Regions from separate parts of the Homo sapiens genome. Here regions 1 and 3 are each linked to region 2. Evidence: read pairs that join two places in POLR2A ChIA-PET (ENCODE). Cell type or tissue: GM12878. All regions are shown on one strand.

Region 1 (2,500 bases), 160 kb before region 2:
TGTCTGGCCTGTTCAGCACTCGGGCAGAGGCCCTGCAGACGTTCCCCAGTGTGTCCCACTCTGTGCCCTGAAAACCACCATCTGGTCAGTGTTCAGCCTTCTGGCCAGCAGGACAAGGAGAAGCTTCACGGAGGGTGGAATCAGGCTAGAGGATTAGAGAAGGTGTTCACAGGCTGTGCTTCCCCTGGTGAATCATCCCCCAAAGATGTCAAACAGGGCCGGCAAGTGAGGCTGGGCCGGGGATGTGTAGGGTATAGGCAGGGCTATACCCTAGCTTTCTTTAGGGCTTTAGCCCTAGAGAAAGTCATGGCTGTGGCACAGGTGCTGTGACTAAACTGGGGAGAACAAGCAGTTGTTGGGAAAAGACTGGCCTTTTCTGAAAACAGAGGTCTGCCTCTCGTTCATCCTGTGACAAATATTTGTTGATTGCTTACTATCTGCCACGTCCTGTGCTGGCATACCAGTACCCAGCTGAACAAGCCATACAGGCTTTCATGATTCTTATGTTCAAATTGGGAGAAAACAACAAAAAAGATATGTAACAAAGGAAGACAATGTCTGATAGCCAAAGGACAGGAACCCCGGCCAGCTTCCTGAGGGTCTAACTCAAGGCCGAGATGAAACTTTAAGAACGCACAGGAGCTAACAGCCGACCCACTCTTTGGCGATGAGAAGTATATAATAATGTGTTAACTGTGTGGGACAGTGTGAACAGGCACAGAAGAAGTTAGAGAAGACAGCAAAACTCTTGTTGGCTGAAGTCACCAGGGCAATTTTTAGGGAAGAACTGGCATTTTCGGGATAGAGCTAGGGATTTGGATGGGCAGGAGGAAAAGAGCAGGGGACCTCAAGTGGGCAGGCGAGGTATGTGTGTGAGTGGACCACCAACAGGAGATACACCTGGATGACAGCAGCTGCTACCGTAACTCACCAGGGGACGGCAGCAGAGCCCCTGCTCCCCGCCCCACCAACACATGTGGAGGCCCACCTCCAGTCTGCCCCTCATCCAATCCATTCTGCCAGCTTCAGCCAGACCACAGCCTTTCTGTAGTTAAAAAACCTTCAGTGGCTCCCTACTGTTCTCACTCATAGTCTGAATTCCTTAAAGTGATTTACAGGGCCCCAGGGGACCTGGCCTCTGGAGACTGCCAAGCATGGCTCTGAGCTTGGGTCCTCACTTCCTCTTCACCCAGTGAACACTCCCCTGCTGAACCACGTGAGTTCTGCCAATGTGCACTGCTCCCCTTGCCCCACTAGGCTTTCTCAAATGCCTTTTCCTCTGCCTGAAACATCCTTCCTTCCACCTGACACCCCGCTGCCTGGTAACAACGACTCACCCCGTTGGTCTCCATTTAAACAGCGTCTGCCTAACAAGGATGTTCCTAACTCCCTGTGCTCCCAAACTAGATGGTGGGAAGGCCTGGAAGAACTTAGACGTGACATAGTGGGAGCCTAGGACCCATAATATGTGGCATGGTGAAGACGATATTTTAAGAAAATCAACATGGCAATATTGTACCCCAAGCTCTAACACTGTCAGTGCCACCTTAGCCAAAACTTGAAAGCACCAAGAGTAGGTGTGCGTCTGTCTACCTGCCATGGATCCATTCTCCGCCTTCTTTGGGCAATAACCCCTGATTCTCCCATGGGGAACCACTCTTTTCTCTCATTCTTTTCCACTAGCTTGAGTGGAGCTAATCCCACTCTTGCTCCAGGGAAGGGAATATGAGTGAGGAATGGCCAATCAGATCCCCCTATACCTTTGGCCAGAGTGACAGTTCAGGGGTGGCATGAGACCTTGCTGGTCCAGGGATACTCAATCTCAATTCTGGACTTCTGCTGGCAATATTGAGAAAAGAAGCTCTCTTTTTCCTCAGGAATGCTAAGCTGATATGATGTAAGCCTGCAGCCTGCCTGAAAATGACACCAACAGGAAAAAGGTAGAGCTGAAAGGTGGAAAAAGGCCGATTTCTGACGGCTCCAAACACCTGGATTCAGCCATGGTTTAGCGGGGACAGACCATTCAGTGACATGAGCTATTCAATCCATTTGAGGCTTAAGGCAATTCTAGCTGGGTTTCTGTCACTGGAACCAAAAATCTTGACCCCCACACAAAGTGGACCAGAATGAAGGCCACAATACAAAAACGACCAATTTCTACCAGCCGCAGACTTGCAGTCCCTGGTAAAGATGATGTTTCAGTAGCAATCAAACGATTCCATCACTCAGGCTTCCGCTTGGTGGTGGACATTTGTCAGTCAATGTCACAGCCTTGCCACTAATCTGGACAATAAACCACCCATGGTGTGTAGCAAATAACCTCTTGACTACTTCAATCTGCCTGAGCTAAATCACTAACTCAGTTCAGCAGACAGAGACCACAGGTATGAAGTTTTCTACCATTTAGCAAAAGTAAAACCCTAACAGGAAAATTCCTTTCCAGTTTGCAAGCTGGGAGTGTTACAAAGAATAATGAAGCTAAAAACAGTTTCCAGCTCTC
Region 2 (2,500 bases):
GGGTATTTTTTTTTTTGACAAGTTCTCCCTCTGTCCCCAGGCTGGAGTGCAGTGGTGTGATCATAGCTCAGTGCAGCCTCAAACTCCTGGCCTCAAGTGATCCTCCTGACTCAGCCTCCCAAAGTGCTGAGATTACAGGCCTAAGCCACTGCACCTGGCCACAGGACAACTTTTAAAGACATTGTTAGATCACTGCCGAATTTAGGATGAACTCACCTTCCCCTGTGGATGAAAAATAAATCTTGGGGCCCCCATATCACTAAGCTAAAGGGAAAAGTCAAACTGGGAAATGCTTAAGGCCAACCTGCCTCCCATTCTATTCAAAGTCACTCCCCTGCTCACTGAGATAAATGCATATCTGATTGCCTCCTTTGGAGACACTCATCAGAAACTTAAAAGAACACAACCATTTGTCTCTAATCTACCTATGACCTGGAAGACCCCTCCCAGCTAATTGTTTGTATTTTTAGTAGAGACGGGGTTTCATCATGTTGGTCAGGCTGGTCTCTGTTGGGGACCAGCCTCAACACCACCTGTAGGGTACCCAAAGTCCGGTGGTGACAAAGGAATGAGAAGAGACAGGTTAAGAGTTCATAAAGGTGGGAGCCAGGGGGCCAGAGCAAATCAGAGGCTGCAAAGGGCTCAGAGTTCTGGTCTCCACACTATTTATTGAGTACAATCACATAGATCTGAGAAGCAGATGCCTGGAAAGGTGTTCCGCCTTTCCAGACCCAACCAATGTTCATCTTACATAAGTTGATTGTTGTCTCCTGTCTCCCTGAAATGTACAAAACCAAGCTGTGCTCTGATCACCTTGGACACATGTTGTCAGGATCTCCTGAGTGTGTTCTCAACCTTGGGAAAATAACTTTCTAAAATAACTGAGACCTGTCTCAGATATTCAGGGTTTACACCCCCAAATCAGACCTGCTTTAGAAGTTGTGGGACAGTGATGTTTGTGCCTCCTCCCAGTTTCTCTGTGTACTCTTAGACAGAGCTTCATACCTATGTCCACCCACTTTTATAAATTCTGGCTCTTTTTTTTTTTGAGATGGAGTCTTGCTCTGTCACCCAGGCTGGAGTGCAGTGGTGCGATCTCTGCTCACTGCAACCTCCACCTCCCCAGTTCAAGCGATTCTCGTGCCTCAGCCTCCTGAGTAGCTGGGATTACAGGCTTCCGCCACCAAACCTGGCTAATTTTTGTATTTTTAATAGAGGCAGGTTTCACCATGTTGGCCAGGCTGGTCGTGAGCTCCTGACCTCAGGTGATCCACCCGCCTTGGCCTCCCAAAGTGCTGGGATTATAGGCGTGAGCCACCATGCCCGGCCTGGCTCTATTTTTTTTTTTTTTTTTTGAGACGGAGTCTCGCTTTGTCACCCAGGCTGGAGTGTAGTGTTGTGATCTCAGCACACTGCAACCACCGCCTCCCGGATTCAAGGGATTCTCCTGCCTCAGTTTCCCAGGTAGCTGGGATTACAGGCGCCCGCCACCACATTCAGCTACTTTTTGTATTTTAGAGATGGGGTTTCACCATGTTGGTCAGGCTGGTCTTGAATTCCTGACCTCAGGTGATCCACTTGTCTCGGCCTCCCAAAGTGCTGGGATTATAGGTGTGAGCCACCACACCTGGACCTGGCTCTGTTTTTAGAGCAGTTTCAGTTTTGTAGCAAAGTTTGAGGAGAAAGTTCATATAATTTTTATATACTCCCCTTCTCCCCCAATTTCTCCATTTTAAACATCTTGCATTAGTGTGGTATATGTGTTACACTTGATGAACCAATACATTATTATTAACTAAAATCCATAGTTTATATCAGGGTTTACTCTTGATGTTGTACATTTTATGAGGTTTTTTTTTCTTTCTTTCTTCTTTATTTATTTATTTTTTTTGAGACAAGGTCTTGCTCTGTTGCCCAGGCTGGAATGCATTGGTGTGATCTCGGATCACTGCAACCTCTGCCTTCCAGGCTCAAGCCATCCTCCCACCTTAGCACTCCAAGTAGCTGAGACTGTAGGCGTGTGCCACCATGCCTGGCTAATTTTCTTTCTTTTTTTTTTTTTCTTTTTTTGGTAGAGATTGGGTTTTACCATGTTGCCCAGGTTGATATTTTTTCTTTTTTTTGAGACAGAGTCTTGCTCTGTCGCCTAGGTGGGAGTGCAGTGGTGAGATCTCGGCTCACTGCAACCTCCGCCTCCTGGGTTCAGGCAATTCTCCTTCCTCATCCTCCCTAGTAGCTGGGATTACAGGTGTGCACCACCTGGCTAATGTTTGTATTTTTAGTAGAGACAGGGTTTCACCATGTTGGCCAGGCTGGTCTTGAACTCCTGGGCTCAAGCTATCTGCCCCCTAGGCCTCCCAAAGTGCTGGGATTGTAGGCAGGCATGAGCCACCACGCCTAGCCCATTCTATGAGTTTTGGCAAATGTGTAATGTCAAAAGTCCTCCATCACAACATCATACAGAGTAGTTTCCCAGCTCTAAAAGTCCCCTCTGCTCCAC
Region 3 (2,500 bases), 130 kb before region 2:
TCACCGCAACCTCCGCCTCCCGGTTTCAAATGATTCTCCTGCCTCAGCCTCCCAAGTAGCTGTGACTACAGGCACCTGCCACCATGCCCAGCTAATTTGTTTTGTATATTTAGTAGAGATGGGGTTTCACTATGTTGGCCAGGCTGGTCTCAAACTCCTGGCCTTGTGATCCACCTGCCTCGGCCTCCCAAAGTGCTGGGATTACAGGCATAAGCCACTGCGCCTGGCCAGAGTTTTATTTTTAACTGTGAGGGTCAGAAAAGACCTCACTGAGGCCGGGTGTGGTGGCTCACGCCTGTAATCCCAGCACTTTGGGAGGCCGAGGTGGGGGGATCACGAGGTCAGAAGATTGAGACCATCCTGGCTAACACGGTGAAACCCCGTCTCTACTAAAAATACAAAAAATTAGCCAGATGTGGTGACATGTGCCTGTAGTCCCAGCTACTCGGGAGGCTGAGGCAAGAGAATCACTTGGACTTGGGAGGAGGAGGTTGCAGTGAGTCGAGATTGTGCCACTGCACTCCAGCCTGGGTGACAGAGCGAGACTCCACCTCAAAAAAAGAAAAAGAAAAAAGGAAAAAGAAAGAAAGAAAGGGAAAGAAAGAAAGAAAGGAGGGAAAGAAAGAAAGAAAGAAACAGGGAAAGAAAGAAAAGAAAAGGCCTCACTGAGTAAAGACCAGAGGAGGTGAAGGCATGAGCCATGCAGATATCTGGGGAGAAGTATTCCAGGCAGAGGGCACAGCCGGTGCAAAGGCCTGGAGGCAGAAGCATGCCTAGGAGGTTGAAAGCCAGCAAGGAGGCCCTGTGGCTGGAATGGAGAGAGCACCCAGCGAGTGTAGGAGATAAGGGTGAACAGGTGAGTGGGGACTGAACTGGGGAAGGACTCTGTGTACAAACGAAGTCCCTGTAGGGTTGTGAGTGGCTAAGAACCCTGATTTGACAGACAGATGAGGTCTACAGGGTGCCTGGGCACAGTAGAAGCCTGAGAAAATGCCAGAAATAGTCTTTTCCTTCCTTCCTTCCTTCCTCAGAACCTCCTCGGGGGCTTCCGGTCTCCAGGTGGCTGATCACCCGGCTCTAGGCTGTTCCACCCCATGGCCGCTGTTCCCCAGAGCGCAGTTCCGATCTTGAACTAGGGGCTTTTTCAGCTGAAAATAATTTAAGGCCAGAAAGGGCCCTCAGTTATTGTTTTCAGACATTTCCCCTTTTCAGCATCATTTTTACCTCTGGACAAATTTAGCACCTTGTCTCTGTTCAAAACAAGAGACACTGGCTTTTTTCTGGGGCACAGGGGAGCAGTGATCAGGGAGAGCTGATAGCTTGTGGGTGACCAGCTGGGGGACCACGGGCAAGTCACTTAACCTCACCAGGCCTCCGTCTCCTCATCTGTAAAATGGGGAAGATGATGACTGTCTGTCTTCCACAGTAGCTCTTGAGATTAATGAGATTATATATAAAATGCACTGAATTATAAGCTGGGCATGGTGGCTTACACCTGTAATCCCAGCACTTTGGGAGGCTGAGGTGGGAGGAACATCTGAGGCCAGGAGTTCAAGACCAGCCTGGCCAACATGGTTAAAGCCCGTCTCTACTAAAAATACAAAAATTAGCCAGGTGTAGTGGTGTACACCTGTAATCCCAGCTACTCGGGAGGCTGAGGCAGGAAAATTGCTTGAACCGAGAGGTGGAGATTGCAGTGAGCCAAGATCATACCACTGCATTCTAGCCTGGGTGACAGAGCAAGACCCCATCTCCAAAAAAAAACAGCACCGAATATACCACAGGCATAACAACTCCTTCCTAATCATTAGATGATCTAGACCCCTACCAAGGAACAAACATTCATTTAGCTTTTTCTGTGGAAGGAGCTTAGGGCCAGGCTGACCTGACCTTTATGACTTTGGATAAACAATTTAAAGTCTCTTGTTCTCAGCATTGCCATTTGTACAATGGGGAGATGATGACAATGCCTGTAGAGGAGGGTGGCCTGAGATAATTGAGATGGAAGGTGAGCTGCAAATTTAAAAGCCTGTTCTGGCCAGGTGCGGGAGCTCGCACCTGTAATCCTAGCACTTTGGGAGGCTGAGGTGGGAGGATTGCTTGAGCCCAGGAGCTCGAGACCAGACTGGGCAACATGGTGAAATCCTGTCTCTACAAAAAATACAAAAATTAGTCAGGTGGGGCATGCCTGTAGTCCCAGCTACTAGGGAGGCTGAGGTGGGAGGATCACTTGAGCCTAGGGAGGTTGAGGCTGTGGTGAGCTGTGATTGTGCCACTGAACTCCAGCCTGAGGGACAGAGTAAGACTCTGCCTCAAGAAAGAAAAGAAAAGGAAAGAAAAGGAAAGGAAAAAGAAGGAAGGAAGAGAAGGAAGGGAGGGAAGGAAAGAGAAAGAAAGAGAATGGAAAGAAAGAAAGAGAAAGGAGAGAAAGGAAAGAAAGAAAAGAAGGAAAGAAAGAAAGAAAGAGAGAGATAGGGAGGGAGGAAGGAAGGGAGAGAGA

What was found. ChIA-PET counts read pairs that join two places held together with the same protein. Peaks named below come from ENCODE experiments on the same cell type or tissue, not always from the same donor. Only the 100,000 strongest peaks of a DNase experiment are listed, where the experiment ranks them.
Region 1: POLR2A ChIA-PET joins it to region 2 with 5 read pairs; 2 of 35 experiments call an interaction of 5 or more read pairs at or near these places.
Region 3: POLR2A ChIA-PET joins it to region 2 with 5 read pairs; 4 of 35 experiments call an interaction of 5 or more read pairs at or near these places.

The regions. Positions count from the first base shown.
Region 1 is chr16:10,948,251-10,950,750 of GRCh38, reverse strand. All of the region lies in intron 1 of CLEC16A (C-type lectin domain containing 16A), which reads right to left. Among named protein-coding and RNA genes, the nearest start is that of CLEC16A, 4.9 kb to the right of the region's middle. RefSeq lists an enhancer at 1,038-1,187. In GM12878, CTCF peaks have their summits at 927 and 1,268; a DNase peak (open chromatin) is centred at 1,210; H3K4me3 peaks cover 1,659 bases; H3K27ac peaks cover 1,759 bases.
Region 2 is chr16:10,783,952-10,786,451 of GRCh38, reverse strand. The region is part of intron 2 of TVP23A (trans-golgi network vesicle protein 23 homolog A); the gene reads left to right. Among named protein-coding and RNA genes, the nearest start is that of TVP23A, 34 kb to the left of the region's middle. In GM12878, no CTCF peak of the experiment used is centred here; no DNase peak of the experiment used is centred here.
Region 3 is chr16:10,911,387-10,913,886 of GRCh38, reverse strand. The region is part of intron 13 of CIITA (class II major histocompatibility complex transactivator); the gene reads right to left. Among named protein-coding and RNA genes, the nearest start is that of DEXI, 30 kb to the left of the region's middle. RefSeq lists an enhancer at 1,430-1,479. In GM12878, no CTCF peak of the experiment used is centred here; a DNase peak (open chromatin) is centred at 1,036; H3K4me3 peaks cover 348 bases; H3K27ac peaks cover 1,838 bases.